Linked DNA regions of Homo sapiens: region 2 is linked to region 1. A link is an interaction called in ENCODE POLR2A ChIA-PET data of the cell type or tissue named here. Cell type or tissue: OCI-LY7. All regions are shown on one strand.

What was found. Peaks named below come from ENCODE experiments on the same cell type or tissue, not always from the same donor. Only the 100,000 strongest peaks of a DNase experiment are listed, where the experiment ranks them.
Region 2: POLR2A ChIA-PET joins it to region 1 with 5 read pairs; 2 of 35 experiments call an interaction of 5 or more read pairs at or near these places.

The regions. Positions count from the first base shown.
Region 1 is chr6:158,698-166,697 of GRCh38, reverse strand. No RefSeq gene overlaps it. Among named protein-coding and RNA genes, the nearest start is that of LIRIL2R, 18 kb to the left of the region's middle. In OCI-LY7, no CTCF peak of the experiment used is centred here; no DNase peak of the experiment used is centred here.
Region 2 is chr6:471,366-479,365 of GRCh38, reverse strand. No RefSeq gene overlaps it. Among named protein-coding and RNA genes, the nearest start is that of IRF4, 84 kb to the right of the region's middle. RefSeq lists a silencer at 411-611 and an enhancer at 7,975-8,000. In OCI-LY7, no CTCF peak of the experiment used is centred here; DNase peaks (open chromatin) are centred at 4,375 and 7,945; H3K4me3 peaks cover 965 bases.

The DNA.
Region 1 (8,000 bases):
TGCAGTGAAGTGATCTTGGCTCACTGCAAGCTCCGCCTCCTGGGTTCACGCTATTCTCCTGCTGCAGCCTCCGGAGTAGCTGGGACTACAGGTGCCTGCCACCATGCCCGGCTAACTTTTTTGTATTTTTAGTAGAGACGGGGTTTCACCGTGTTAGCCAGTATGGTCTCAACCTCCTGACCTCGTGATCCTCCTGTCTTGGCCTCCCAAAGTGCTGGGATTACAGGTGTGAGCCACCTCGCCCGGCCCAAGCTTTGTGGTTTTCTTACATAAGAATACATTCTTTATTGCTATCAGACTTAACAGCACTTTTATTTCAACTTTTGTAGAATGTGTCTATTGCTGAGCAATTTTACAAGTTTTTAAATTATTAAATCAAGCACTATTTGCATTTTTAAAATGAAATTCACTTATGTCTCTACCTTGCCATCACTTGTGTGATTACTAAGGTGGCAGTGATATCAAGTCTTTTAATAGCAGCTGCAGCCCAGCAGAAGCAATTATATTAATCCAATTCAGAAGTTAATGCAGAGCCACACAGCATATTTCCATCTCCCCTGGGCTTGTAATAGAAAGCTTCCAATCCAACCATGTGATTTCACTCATAGTAAGAATCCATTTCTGGGAATCCCAAAATGAATCCAACAATAACAAGCTGTGTCAGATAAGGAAAAAATATATAGTTCAACTATGTTTGACCAAGTTGAAGATATTTGTCTCATGTTTAACTGTTTTTTGACTAAGAAAAAAATTTAAGAACCAGGTCCTGTGGCCCACACCTGTAGTCCCAGCTACTCAGGAGGCTGAGGCAGGAGGATGGCTTGAGCCCAGGAGTCCAGGGCTGTAGTGCCTCATGACTGTGCCTGTGAATAGCCACTGCACTCCAGCCCAGGCAACACAGTGAAACTGTCTCTTAAAGAAAAAAATTACAAACACCATAAAACAATGGTTTGAACAAAAATAAATAAATAGCAACCAGTTTTGCATATCATTGATATTAAAATATTCATTTCAATCAATACACATTCATTTACAATTTCCTTGGTGATTTCATAATCTCCTTAATGCAGAGAAAGGTAGCAAGTGGATGGGGCCAGCCTAAGGCACAGTGGAGGAAAAGGTGGTAAACTGCTGAGAGGTGTAGCAACTGTGAAATGGTAGCACAAGTCAGGCTTCTTGACCCAAACCTGGCTGGACCTGGGGAAGAAGTCAGACTGTTTGAGTTTGATCAGTCATACTGACGCATCCTTAATCAAACATAATTTCTGCAGCAAAATATATGGATATTTATAGTAACAGAATTAGATGTTATGAAGAGCCTTAGGTCAGTCCAGGTTTTGCTGCCAAAGAGTTTGTTGCAAAGTTTTAAAAGAAAGTTCAGTTTTTAAACCATATTTGGCTTTTGGAATTGCAGGTGAGGGGTTGTGGACCTGAAATTATAGTTAACACTTGGGAATCCAGGCCTGTTGTGTCTGCTTTACACACATTGGCTCTTACTGTTTTCACAATGCAATGAGGGTAGGTACCATGATGATCCCATTTTACAGGTGAAAGACAAGGGCACCAGGAAGTCTCTTTGGTAAGTGACTTTACAAAATCACACAGCTCGTCACTGGTGGCTCCATATTACACATTTTTCCTGGGCTACAGACTTGTGAAAGGGGGTCGGGAGAGATTGAGGGGCTGAGGTCTTTCTTGCACACCTCACGCACCTGGCATCTGCCTGCAGCGAGCCTGCCTTAGTGCCAAAAAGGTCAGAGCAGAAGGGGAGCTGGAGCCCCGCAGACATCACAATCACACTCTTGGATTTACTGAAGGCCCATGGGGACTCATGTCTGTGATTACTGGAGCTTATGATCTAATCAGGTGATAAGCTTCTCTCACAAGCCATAGAGGAATTTAAGTGTGATGTCCCGTGGACCAGAGGTGGTCAGAGACCCTGTGTATGGATAAGTTGGGATGCGGGCTGGCTGGGCCTTGAAGAAATTCAGGTAAACAACTTTATAAGGATTTTATAAAGAGATTCTTTATAAGGGACAAAGACTGTTACATGTGGAGATGACCTAATTTTATTCTTTTAGCTGTGCAAGATGTGTGTGTTCTGGAACATCACAGGTGAACATCCTTTGCTTGCGACTCCCTCATCACTGCAGAGCAGCATTCCCATCAGGCTCTGACTGGGTCAGCTGGAGAGTGTTCAGGTGTTTCTCTGCCAGTGTCCCTGTGCCTGTGTGCATTTGTGTGAGTGTGTAAAATATACATACCAAAATATATAAAATGCACAGGAACAGTTTAAAGAATAATGAACAACTCAGTTTAAGAAATTGAACCTTATGAAAACTTTATTTTTTATTTCCATGTTTTTGGGGAATAGGTGGTATTTGGTTACATGATTGTTTTTTGTTTTTTTTTTTTTGAGACAGAGTCTCTCTGTGTTGCCCAGGCTGGAGTGCAGTGGCCACTGCAAGCTCCGCCTCCCAGGTTCACACCATTCTCCTGCCTCAGCCTCCCCAGTAGCTGGGACTACAGGCACCTGCCACCATGCCCAGCTAATTTTTTGTATTTTTAGTAGAGATCCATGTTACTCAGGATGGTCTAGATCTCCTGACCTCATGATCCACCCGCCTCGGCCTCCCAAAGTGCTGGGATTTCAGGCATGAACCACCACACCCGGCCATGAGTAAGTTTTTTAGTGGTGATTTGTGAGGTTTTGGTGCACCCATCAACCAAGCGGTATATACTGAACCCAATTTATAGCCATGGCCTTCTCATCCTTTCCCCTGGAGTCACCAACATCCATTGTATCATTCTTTACCTTTGCATCCTCATAGCTTAGCTCCCACTTATGAGTGAGAACATACGATGTTTGGTTTTCCATTCCTGAGTTACTTCACTTAGAATAATGGTTTTCAATTCCATCCAGGTTGCTGTGAATGCCATTAATTCATTCCTTTCTATGGCTGAGTAGTATTCTGTCTTATGTATATACCATAGTTTCTTTAGTCACTCATTGATTGATTGGCATTTAGGCTGGTTTCATATTTTTGAATTGTGCTGCTATAAACATGCATGTGCAAGTATCTTTTCTCATATAATGACTTCTTTTCCTCTGAGTAGATACCCAGTAGTGGGATTGCCAGATCAAATGGTAGTTCTACTTTTAGTTCTTTAAGGAATCTCCACCCTGTATTCCATAGTGGTTGTACTAGTTTACATCCCCACCAGCAGTGTAGAAGTGTTCCCTTTTCATTGCCTCCTGGCCAACATCTGTTATTTTTTTATTTTTTTGTTTATGGCCATTCTTGTTGGAGGAAGACGGTATCGCATTGTGGTTTTGATTTGCATTTCCCCGATCATTAGTGATGTTGAGCATGTTTTCCATATGTTTGTTGGCCATTTGTATAAATTCTTTTGAGAATTGTCCTTAGCCCACTTTTTGAGGGGATTTTTTTTTCTTGCTAATTTGTTTGAGTTCATTGTAGATTCCGGATAGTAGTCTTTTTTATTCTATATATTTTGAACTTATTAGGTGCACACAACTTAAAAATTACTATATTTTCCTGATTAGGCAAATCTTCTCTCACTGTAAAGTGACCCTCTTTCTCTGATTTTTTTGTTTTTATTTTATTTTACTTCATTTTTATATTTTTAATTGTAAAAAACATACAGTTTACCATTTTAACCATTGAAGTGTACAGTTTAGTAGTACTAAGGATAATTACATTATTGTGCAGCCAATCTCCAGAACTTTTTTGTCTTGCAAAACTGAAACTATACCCATTAAACATTGACTCCCATTTCTCCTCCACAGCTTCTGTTAATCTGTTAATTAAAGGGACTACTTTAATTACCTCATGTAAGTGGAATTAAACACCGTTTCTCTTTTTGTAGTTGGCTTATTTCACTTAGTATAATGTCCTCAAGGTTTATTTATGTTGTAGTCTGTAACAGGATTTCCTTTGTTTTAAGGCTGAATAATATTCCATTGCATCTATCAATTCCATTCATTCATCAGTTGACACTTGAGTTGCTTCTGTCTCTTGGCTATTGTGAATAGTGCTGCTTTGAAAATGCACTGTAGGCCAGACGCAGTGACTCACACCTGTAATCGCATCACTTTGGGAGGCCCGAGGCAGGCAGATCACGAAATCAGGAGATCAAGACGATCCTGGCTAAAACGGTGAAACTCCGTCTCTACTAAAAATACAAAAAATTAGCCGGGTGTGGTGGCGGGCGCCTGTAGTCCCAGCTACTCAGGAGGCTGAGGCAGGAGAATTGCTTGAACCTGGGAGGCAGAGGTTGCAGTGAGCTGAGATCGAACCACTGCACTCCAGCCTGGGCAACAGAGACTCCATCTCAAAAAAAAAAAAGAAAATGCGCTATAGACATATATTTCTGAGTTCCTGCTTTCAGTTCATTGGTTCAACATAGTATTGGAAGTCTTAGCCAGAGCAATTACTGAGAAAAGTAGAAGCCATCCAAATTGGAAAGCAGTAAGTACAACTATCTGTGTTTGCAGATGACATGATCTCATATGTAGGAAACTCTAAAGATTCCACAATTGCAGAATTGCAGCAATTTGTATTTGCAGCAAAATTACAGCAAACCCATCAACCCGTCACCTACATTAGGTATTTCTTCTAATGCTATCCCTCCCCTAGTCCCCACCCCCTGCAGGTCCTGGTGTGAGGTTCCCCTCCCTATGTCCATGTGTTCTCATTGTTCAGCTCCCACTTATGAGTGAGAACTTGTGGTGTTTGGTTTTCTGTTCTTGTGATAGTTTGTTGAGAATGATGGTTTCCAGATTCATCCATGTCCCTGCAAAGGACATGAACGCATCCTTTTTTATGGCTGCATAGTATTCCATGGTGTATATATGCCACATTTTCTTTATCTAGTCTATTATTGATGGACATTTGGGTTGGTTCCAAGTCTTTGTTATTGTGAATAGTGCTGCAATAAACATACGTGTGCATGTGTCTTTGTAGTAGAATGATTTATAATCCTTTGGGTATATATGGGATTGCTGGGTCAAATGGTATTTCCAGTTCTAGATTCTTAAGGAATCGCCACACTGTCTTCCACAATGGTTGAACTAATTTACACTCCCACCAACAGTGTAAAAGCGTCCCTATTTCTCCACATCCTCTCCAGCATCTGTTGTTTCCTGACTTGTTAATGATCCCCATTCTAACTGGCATGAGATAGTATCTCATTGTGGTTTTGATTTGCATTTATCTAATGACCAGTGATGATGAGCATTTTTTCATATGTCTGTTGGTTGCATAAATGTCTTCTTTTGAGAAGTGTCTGTTCATATCCTTTACTTTTTGATGGGGTTTTTTCTTTTCTTGTAAATTTGTTTAAGTTCTTTGTAGATTCTGGATATTAGCCCTTTGTCAGATGAGTAGATTGCAAAAATTGTCTCCCATTCTGTAGGTTGCCTATTCACTCTGATGATAGTTTCTTTTGCTGTGCAGAAGCTCTTTAGTTTAATTAGATCCCATTTGTCAATTTTGGCTTTTGTTGCCATTGCTTTTGGTGTTTTAGACATGAAGTCTTTGCCCATGCCTATGGCCTGAATGGTATTGCCCAGGTTTTCTTCAAGGATTTTTATGGTTCTAGGTCTTACGTTTAAGTCTTTGATCCGTCTTGAGTTGATTTTTGTATAAGGTGTAAGGAAGGGGTGCAGTTTCAGTTTTCTGCATATGGCTAGCCAGTTTTCCCAACACGATTTATTAAATAGGGAATCTTTTCACTGTTGCTTGTTTTTGTCAGGTTTGTCAAAGATCAGATGCTAGTAGATGTGGATGTTGTTTCTGAGGTCTCTATTCTGTTCCACTGTCTGTAGATCTGTTTTGGTACCAGTACCATGCTGTTTTGGTTACTGTAGCCTTGTAGTAGAGTTTGAAGTCAGGTAGCATGATGCCTCCAGTTTTGCCCTTTTTCCCCAGAATTGTCTTGGCTATGTGTGCTCTTTTTTAGTTCCATATGAAATTTAAAGTAGTTTTTTCCAATTCTGTGAAGAAAGTCAGTGTTATCTTGATGTGGATTGCACTGAATCTATAAATTACTTTGGGCAGTGTGGCCATTTCCACGATATTAATTCTTCCTATCCATGAGCATGGAATGTTTTTCCATTTGTTTGTGTCCTCTTTTATTTCCTTGAGCAGTGATTTGTAGTTCTCCTTGAAGAGGTCCTACACATCCCTTGTAAATTGTATTCCTAGGTATGTTGTTCTCTTTGTAGCAACCGTGAATGGGAGTTCACTCATGATTTGGCTCTCTGCTTGTCTGTTATTGGTGTATAGGAATGCTTGTGATTTTTGCACCTTGAGTTTCTATCCTGAGACTTTGCTGATGTTGCTTATTAGCTTAAGGAGATTTTAGACGGAGACGATGGGGTTTTCTTTTCTTTTTTTTTTTTTTTTTGAGACGGAGTCTCACTCTGTCACCCAGGCTGGAGTGCAGTGGCGCGATCTCGGCTCACTGCAAGCTCTGCCTCCTGGGTTCATGCCATTCTCCTGCCTCAGTCTCCGGAGTAGCTGGCACCACAGGCTCCCGCCACCGCGACCAGCTAATTTTTTGTATTTTTAGTAGAGATGGGGTTTCACCGTGTTAGCCAAGATGGTCTCCAACTCCTGACCTTGTGATCCACCCGCCTCGGCCTCCCAAAGTGCTGGGATTACAGGCATGAGCCACCGTGCCCAGCTGAGACAATGAGGTTTTCTAAATATACAATCATGTCCTCTGCAAGCAGAGACAATTTGACTTCCTCTTTCCATATTCGAATTCAATTTATTTCTTTCTCTTGCCTCATTGCCCTGGCCAGAACTTCCAATACTATGTTGAATAGGAGTGGTAAGAGAGGGCATCCTTGTCTTGTGCTGGTTTTCAAAGGGAATGCTTCCAGTTTTTGCCCATTCAGTATGATATTGGCTATGAGTTTGTCATAAATAGCTCTTGTTATTTTGAGATACATTCCATCAATACCTAGTTTATTGAGAGGTTTCAGCATGAAGGGCTGTTGAATTTTGTCGAAGGCCTTTTCTGCATCTATTGAGAAAATCATGTGGTTTTTGTCTTTGGTTCTGTTTATGTGATGGATTACATTTATTGATTTGCATATGTTGAACCAGCCTTGCATCCCAGGGATGAAGCTGACTTGATCATGGTGGATAAGCTTTCTGATGTGCTGCTGGACTCAGTTTGCCAGTATTTTGTTGAGGATTTTTGCATCGATGTTCATCAGAGATATTGGCCTGAAATTTTATTTCTTTGTTGTGTCTCTGCCAGGTTTTGGTATCAGGATGATGCTGGCCTCATAAAATGAGTTAGGGAGGATTCCCTCTTTTTCTATTTTTTGGAATAGTTTCAGAAGGAGTGGTACCAGCTCCTCTTTGTACCTCTGGTAGAATTTGGCTGTGAATCCATCTGGTCCTGGACTTTTTTTGGTTGGTAGGCTATTAATTGTAGCCTCAATTTCACAACTTGTTATTGGTTTATTCAGGGATTTGACTTCCTCCTGGTTTAGACTTGGGAGGGTGTATGTGTCCAGTAATTTATCTGTTTCTTCTAGATTTTCTAGTTTATTTGCATACATGTGTTTATAGTATTCTCTGATGATAGTTTGTATTTCTGTGGGATCAGTGGTGATATCGCCTATATCCTTTTTTATTGCATCTATTTGATTCTTCTCTCTTTTCTTCTTTATTAGTCTGGCTATCAGTCTATTTTGTTGATCTTTTCAAAAAACCAGCTCCTGCATTCATTGATTTTTTTTTGAAGGGTTTTTTGTGTCTCTATCACCTTCAGTTCTGCTCTGATCTTGCCACCAGCCCACCTCGCATCATCGTTTACATGGAAATGTTGGGACTGAGGTGACCTCATGCCTCTCAGTTCCCAGCCAGCTTTCTCTCCCTCTGGCTCTTAGCCAGCCTGTTAAACAGAAAATAATCAGACAAATAAAAAACACCCTAGTGTTCTAGCAAGTTACACAT
Region 2 (8,000 bases), 310 kb before region 1:
CAATCCCAAGTTAGTAGAATGACAGAAATCATAAAGGAAAGGGCAGAAGTCAAGGAAATAGAAAAATGCATAAGCAATAGAGAAAATGAGATCAAAAGACAATGGGCTGGTTTCTCCTTTCAGTTGTCATCAGCTCTGCGCAGTGCTGGCAAAGTCACATGGCCTTTGGCTGTATCTGTTTCCTTGCGTGTAATAAGGGTGGCTGGACTTAAATGATACACGAAGTGCTCTAAATTGGTGCTTGTAGAAGCAGAAGAGGAGTAATAGTGGAATTTTCTAAAATAAGCCTGTTCTCGCCATTGCTTAGTAAATATGCTGAGCATGAGTACATGAACCCTTAAAGGCTATGATCACTTCTCCAACTATTTATTTTCACAATCTGTAACATCAATTAATTTTGCATTGTTTTAATACTTGAGGAATAGATACCATGGGCGTAGACACAACTCACAGAAGCAGTGTTGTTCTGCATCAAACAGGAGTTTCAGACTCTGCAAACCACAAGTTAGAGGTCCCAAGCTTGTTATCTGTTTGACTTTCTCCTGAGGTCTTTGGATAATCATTGTCCTTGTTCTGTGGGTCTATTTCCCCATATGAGTTGTCTGCTTTTTTTGCCTTTTTTTTTTTTTAGACAAAGCCTTGCTCTGTCACTCAGGCTGGAGTGCAGTGGCACAACTTTGGCTCACTGCAACCTCTGCTTCCTGAGTTCAAGCGATTCTCCTGCCTCAGCCTCCCAAGTAGCTGGGATTGCAGGCATGTGCTACCATGCCCGGCTAATTTTTCTATTTTTAGTAGAGACGGGGTTTCACCATGTTGTCCAGGCTGGTCTCGAACTCCTGACCTCGTGATCCACCCGCCTCGGCCTCCCAAAGTGCTGGGATTACAGGCGTGAGCCACCACGCCCGGCCATCTGCATTATTTTTAAGACTTAATCAGACACTCAGCAAGCCAAATTGTTTCCTGATGCAAATAAGTTCTGGTAAGACTGCCATGAGGGCCCATCCTTGATTTACCCCTTAGCTGTCTTTAAATCAGGTTTCTTTCTTAAAGTTACTTGGATTCTTAAAGTGACTGTTGAGAATATGCTTTTAAGGTTCAGGAGGAAGCACGACACTAAAACCCTACACTTCAAAGGGTGTAAAGAATCCCCCTGTTCCTTGTAGGTTGTGCTGGACATAATGTTAATTAGATGCTCTCCAGACCAGTTCTGGAGAGTCGGCACACTCTGCTGCACCCAACAGCCGTCATGGGGTCTGCTGTTGGCCCGTGGCCATCACGGTCTAGGACTACCTCTTGAAGCTGTCAGGACTCCTGGATCTAAGTCTCCTCCTGCCCACGAATTAGGAAGTTTGAATAGGAGGACAGGATGTGGTGAGCGTAATATCTGGAGGAAAAAGCAGATTGGAACCGAGACATCTCTGGTTTGCTGATATTTCACTCTTCTAGAACAAGCAGTGTTAACTTACATTTTTGGCAAAAAATACCAGAGAAAGGATGCTCATAACTTGAATTTAATCCCAAAAAACATTAAACACAATTGAGGCACATTCTACAAAATACCCAACCAATACTCTTCAGAATTATCAAGGTCACAGAAGACAGAGACTTGAGGAACTACCCCAGATTGGAGACGTGACAATTAAATGCAATGTGTGGTCCTGGATTGGATCTTGAACCAGAAAAAGGACGTCAGTGAGCCAACCGGTGAAATTTTCGTAAGATCTGTAAATTAGCTCACAATAGTATATCAATGTTAATTTCCTGCTTTTGATCATTGTGTTGTGGCTATTTGAGATATTAATACTTGGAGAAGCTGGGAGAGGACAAGGAATATGGGAATTCTTCATTCTATTTTTAAAACATTTTTATGTCTGAAATTCTTTTAAAATGAAAAATTGTGTTTTAATTTTTAAAAAAGAATAGATGTAGAATAGAAAACTTTCATAGCAGTGTATGTTGGTGAGGAATTAAAAAATCAGTAGGAGTAACTAACATGGAAGGGGATTGGTGAAGCACACAAAAAGGAAAGTGAATAGAAAATCCAAACTAAGGGGTAAAAATATTTTCTAATGGATTAGCACAGTAACATCAATGAACTAATGTTTTCAGATGAAATAGATCCTCAGATTAGATCCCAGCCCCCCCCAAAAAAATTCATCTATGTGGTATTTCTAAATATGTGCTATTTCTGGGTCCTAAATAAAAGGACTCAAAGGTTGAAAGCAAAAGAATGCCAGCCCTACCCCACTCCCACCCCAAAAAAAATGTTTGCTAGGGAAATATTCATGAAAAGAAAGCTAGTGGTGCTAAGTTGATATCACACAAAATATACTTGATGGCAAAATGTTATTTAGGAATATATTAAGGCTATTGTGTAATGATGAAAGTAATAATTTGCCAGGAAGATAAAACGATTTCTAAACTTAGGTACATTTAATAATATTAATAACTTCAGGCCGGGCAAGGTGGCTCACACCCGTAATCCCAGCACTTTGGGAGACCAAGGCAGAAGGATCCCCTGAGGTTAGGAGTTCGAGACCAGCCTGGCCAACATGCTGAAACCCCGTCTCTATTAAAAACAGAAGAATTAGCCAGGCATGGTGACAGGCGCCTGTAGTCCCAGCTACTTGGGAGACTGAGGCAGGAGAATCACTTGAACCCAGGAGGCAGAGGTTGCAGTGAGCCGAGATCACGCCATTGCACCCCAGCTTGGGCAAAAAGAGCAAAACTGTCTCAAAAAAAAAAGTAAATAATAATATATTAATAACTTCAATAGATATAATTTTTTAGTTTTACCTATATAATTTTTTAGTTATAGGGTTTGGGATTTGCAATCCATAAACATACTAGTAGATTTTTAACACATTTTTCTCAATATTGATGGATTAAGCAGTCAAAATAATTATCAAATGTATAGAAAATTTGAAAAGCACCATTAGCAAGCTTAATCTGGCAGAAATTTGTATAACCTTCTGACTTTAGTTAGAAGACTGACCACATTCTAGCCACAAACAAGTCTGAAGAAATAAAAAATTAGTATCAAATTATCTGACCACAGTAAAATTATATTAGACATTAGTAACAAGAAGATAACTTTTAAAACCCTGCATGTATTTGGAAATTTATTTTTTGTAGAAATAGAGTCTCACTATGTTGCCCAGACTGGTCTTGAACTCTTGGCTTCAAGCGATCCTCCTGCCTCAGCCTCCCAAAGTGGCTGGATTACAGGTGTAAGCCATGCCTGGCTAACATTTGGAAGTTTTAAAACAGACTTCTGAATACCACATAGGTCAAAAAAGAAATTATTAACAAACATTAGAGAAACTGATATCTGAACAGTAATGAAAAATTTTATATCAAAATGTGGCTTGCAGCTGAAGAAACACTTCAAGGTAAATGTAGACTTTAAGTGCCTGTGTTAGAGAGGAAAAGAGACTGAACATGAGCTATGCATGAAACTCAAAAGAATGAGCTCAAAGAAAGTAGAGGGAAAGAGCTAATAAACACAAAATAGAACACAAGATGCAACGGAGATAGTCAAATCAATAAGGCCAATAGCTGGTTCTTTGAGAACATGTAAACAGAAAATCAAAATCTTGGGGCCCCAAACTCACTAAGCCATTGGGAAAAGTTAACCTTGGGTTAACTGCCTCCTGCTTTGTTCCTAAGTAGATAGATAGAAGGCCACATACCTCCCTAGGCGGCCTCCCTCAGTTTTCTCACAAGGTACCTCCCTGTGGGCCCCAAGATCTTTACCCTAAAACAATGTTCTGTTGAATTTCACCCTGACAATGTGAATTCACAGCTTATCTTCACAGGCACAGGACAAAGGCAGGACTGGACGTCATTTCTCCCTCACCCGAGACAAATGCGTGCGTGACTGCCCCATTTGCTCTTCCTCCTGTCAAAAGCATGCTCGCTGAGCAGGAGAGGAACGCATAGGTGACCGTCCGTCTGCCCCGTTCTTTCCATGGCAGCATATGGATTTACGGAGCCCTCATCAGAGCTTCGCGAGAAGGTGACCGTATCCTCCCCTTTTTTCTTTCCTCTCCTGCCCATTTTTTCCCCTCTAAATATTGAAGCCCTGATGCCTTCTTTAGAGAAAGCATGGGTCACAGACGTTCCTGTGGTCCTGTGTTTCTTTTTCCCAGTCACATCCTATCAAAGGAGAAAAAGGAGATACAGAAGAAACATTAGGAATGCAGAGGGAAGCAAGGAAACATATACCCACTTTTGAAAATTCAGATATTTCTATGATAAAACAGTTCCTGAACACAGCAGCGTGAGGACCGGTACCTCAGCTGGAGGATGGGCGGGAAGCGCAGGCGTCCAGAGAGAAAGCCTCTGGTGTCTTCACTTCTCACTCGCTGTGATCCTGACCACACAGGAAGCAGCACCGAGCCAGCCCTCCCCCAGCCCCGAGTCCTGTCAGTCACTCACACACAGCTTACACACATCCTCATCAGAAAAGAACACAATTCTTTTGAGTGGGAACACTAACATACAGTTTTCAGGTTTATTATCCTAGGTTTGACACACCAAGTCACAACATGAAATCCCATTGTGTGTATAGTCTGATGGATTAATTATCCACGATGACATTTTGAATGACAAGCAGGTTTTGAAAATGTAGGTTCCTGATCAGACGTTTGAAAAATGCCACTGTGAGAATAAAACTGCTGCTGCTTGCCGACACACAAATGGTGTCCCAGCCACGCGGGAGCCCAGCGCCCCACGCCCTGCCCCACACCTGTGCAAAGCCAGGCTCCCCACAGCTAACTCCTCCAGACTCGCGGAGGCAGAGGATGAGGGAAGAGTGCCTTGGCGACTGGCTTTTTCCCTTTTTAGTTGTGTGTGTGTGGAGCGGATAACCCTTAATTTTGTCTGAGGAGGTGGCTCTGCAGCCTTACAGTGCATTGGAGTGACCTGCTGGACTCAGAGTCAAGTAACAGCCAGCGTGGGGCAGGGACCCAGGCGTCTGCGCTTATCACGGACTCCGGGTGGTCCGAGGTGCAACAAGGCTTGCGTGCCACAGCTAACAGCTTCGGCATCTGAGCTTCCCAGGCTCGGTCATGGTGCCCCTGGGCTGTTTGTCAGACAGTCCCGCATTTACAGGGATTAGCAGCTACTCTCACGATACCATTTTCAGATCTGCATAACTATCCCCATTTTACACAGGAGGAAACTGCAGTAAACAGGTCAAATAATGCCCAAGGTCATGTAACTAGGTAGACACAGCTCAGATTGGAACGCAGAGTCTTGCTCAGCACCCGTCCCCCTCACCACCGTGCCTGGAGGTAGCACTGTTCATGCACAGCACTCTCCTGAGAGCCCACTGTCAGAGTAGCCCTCACATAGGAGAAGCACGTGCTCAAGTCTGCGGGACTCCACAGTGGGAACTGAGAGCAGCCCTGGGGCACGGGCGAGCCCTAGGCCTGGGAGGCTGTGGAGCTGAAGCGCATGTAGTTCTGCTCTCAGGGGGTGCACAGGCTCTCCGGGGAAACAGAAGGGGTACCCCCACGTGCTCCACGCCAAGCAGACGTGCAAGCACCAAGCAACGAAAGGGCTGTTCTTGGCCCTGTCCTCGCTCGCCGTGGGCAAATCTATTATCGCAAAAGAGGAGGGAAGCATTTAACCAAAGACAGCTAGACTGACAGAAGTTTGGAATAAGTTTATTTTCCCCAACTCCCTGAGACTTCTGCTTAGGTGTGAAGAAGTTAGACGTGCCAGGTGTGCTACTCAGAGACCCCCATGGCTGTGAGGACAGCAAGAAACCACAGTGGGCTTATAGATGTTAACTGAAGCCATGGAGAGGGTGGATGAGATCATATGAGATGAAGTTAGGACAGAACCACGAAGTGGACCAGGGCTGAGGGCAGATCATAGAAGACAGGGCTGCAAGAGGGAGCTGGGAGCACAGAGGCTCTGGCCAGAAGCAAAAGGAAAGGGATACATCACAGTTTGCTGGTTAGAAAATGTCTACAAACTTAGCCATTTAACTGACCAGTGTCCTAGAGTTTTCAGAAGGAAATCCTACACAGCAGTTTCTCTACCCGCTGCCCCTGTATCTTCATATGCCACCTAGCATTGATGGGAGAAATACTGCATTCACGGAGATACCAGGTGTGTGATGTCTATGTGCTGTTATATAACAAGGTAATTATTCAGCTGTGCCAATAACAAAACTGATATCATACACAATGATGTCCTCAGCTCCCGCCCCGCATGTCTGCACAGGTGTGCCTATATTTAACCGTTCCTGCTAACCCTGACATCACCTTTCATAGGCATAGAATGTGGTGCTTTTCCAAGAACCTTCATGTATAACGTTGTTGAGTTCCTGTGAAGTGAGCAGACTATTTTCACATCTGGACTTTACCAAGGAGAAAGCTGAGGCTAGCAGACATTTAGTTCGTTAGTTATAATCACAAAAGAGCTCGTGACAGAAAGGCAAGGAAACCAAGATGTACCAAGTCCTAGTGCAAACGCCTCTGGTCGTGGGGATGAAGACAGTGTGTGACCTCAGGAAATATCGCAGCTCCTGCCACTCTTCTCAAGCAAGGTATCCTGGGATCAGCTTCTTGCTCCAGAGTGCTAAGTAAATGCCCTCCACCTATGGGCTAGAAACGCCAGGGCCTTGCCCTAAAGAAAGGGAGTGGTTTTTTTTTTTTTTTTCAAAGACACTTGTTTTAAACTCACATCAAAACTTACACATCCAGCCGGACGCGGTGGCTCATGCCTGTAATCCCAGTACTTTGGGAGGCCGAGGCGAGCGGATCATCTGAGATCAGGAGTTCGAGACCAGCATGACCAACATAGGGAAACCCTGTCTCTACTAAAAATACAAAAATTAGCTGGGTGTGGTGGTGCATGCCTGTAATTCCAACTACTTGGGAGGCTGAGGCAGGAGAATCACTTCAACTTGGGAGGCAGAAGTTGTAGTGAGCTGAGATTGAGCCACTGCACTCAAGCCTGGACGACAGAGAGACTCCATCTTAAAAAAAAAAAAAACCACAAAAAACTTACACATCCAAATGAATTCTGCCCTCGATGTAATTTATTTTAATATGCAATAGTTGGTAAACCAACTGTGCAGACATCATCTTGAAGATATTCAGAGGTCTCTTAAATATGGTCCAGGTATTGGATGAGATTTAGAAATTAGTTTTGGTAGGTGTGGGGATGGTGTTGGGCCTGTGAGAGACAATGGCCTTGTTTTTAAAGCTGCCTGGAGATGTACATAGGCTCAAAACAAGGTGGCATTTGGGCTGGACTTCTGCAGCAGGATGGCAGCATTACATTTATGTAGATGAATCACACATCCTCAGAGTAGATGAGAGCTCTGCCGCCTGGACGTTAGAACATTCCATCTGGGAGTTTATTGAATTTTCAGCAATGCCCTCAGAACCAATTTGCAAACCCCAGAGCAGTGGGATCCCATTGCTTTAGAGAACTACATCTGAACGTCTGAGCACCTGCCGATGTCGGGCCTGCACAGCAGCACCATAGCCCGTGCTTGTCGCCTCCCAGCACTCCTGCTTCGAGCTGTGATGCGGGAGACTGAGCCTGGAAGACAGCGAATCCTGACACTAGGACTTGGCGGTTTGATTTCTTCCTGTGCAAGGACCTTCAGTTGTTTTATTAAGTTCCACGATCAAGTCTTAGGCCAAGGCTGCAACCAAGTGTCTCCAACCAGGCTTCGGGTATAGATTTTACAGAGCAGGGCGATTCTCTACCACCCAGCCCGCTGCCTGGGCCTTGCTGCATGGGACCGAGGACGGGGCTCCTGATGGTGGAAAAACATCCCCAGGTGGGACAGGGACGGCTCAGCTCACTGAAGAGGAGGAAGTGGAGGCAGGTGGGCAGAGGTGAAGCCTGGCTTGTTGAGCGCATGGTAGTGAGCGAGGTGCTAAGAGGTGTGCCTGGAAACCATCTGGACAATGAGGTGTTGCAGAGAATGCCACAGCCGATGACTGGAAACTACATAACCAAAGCATCTG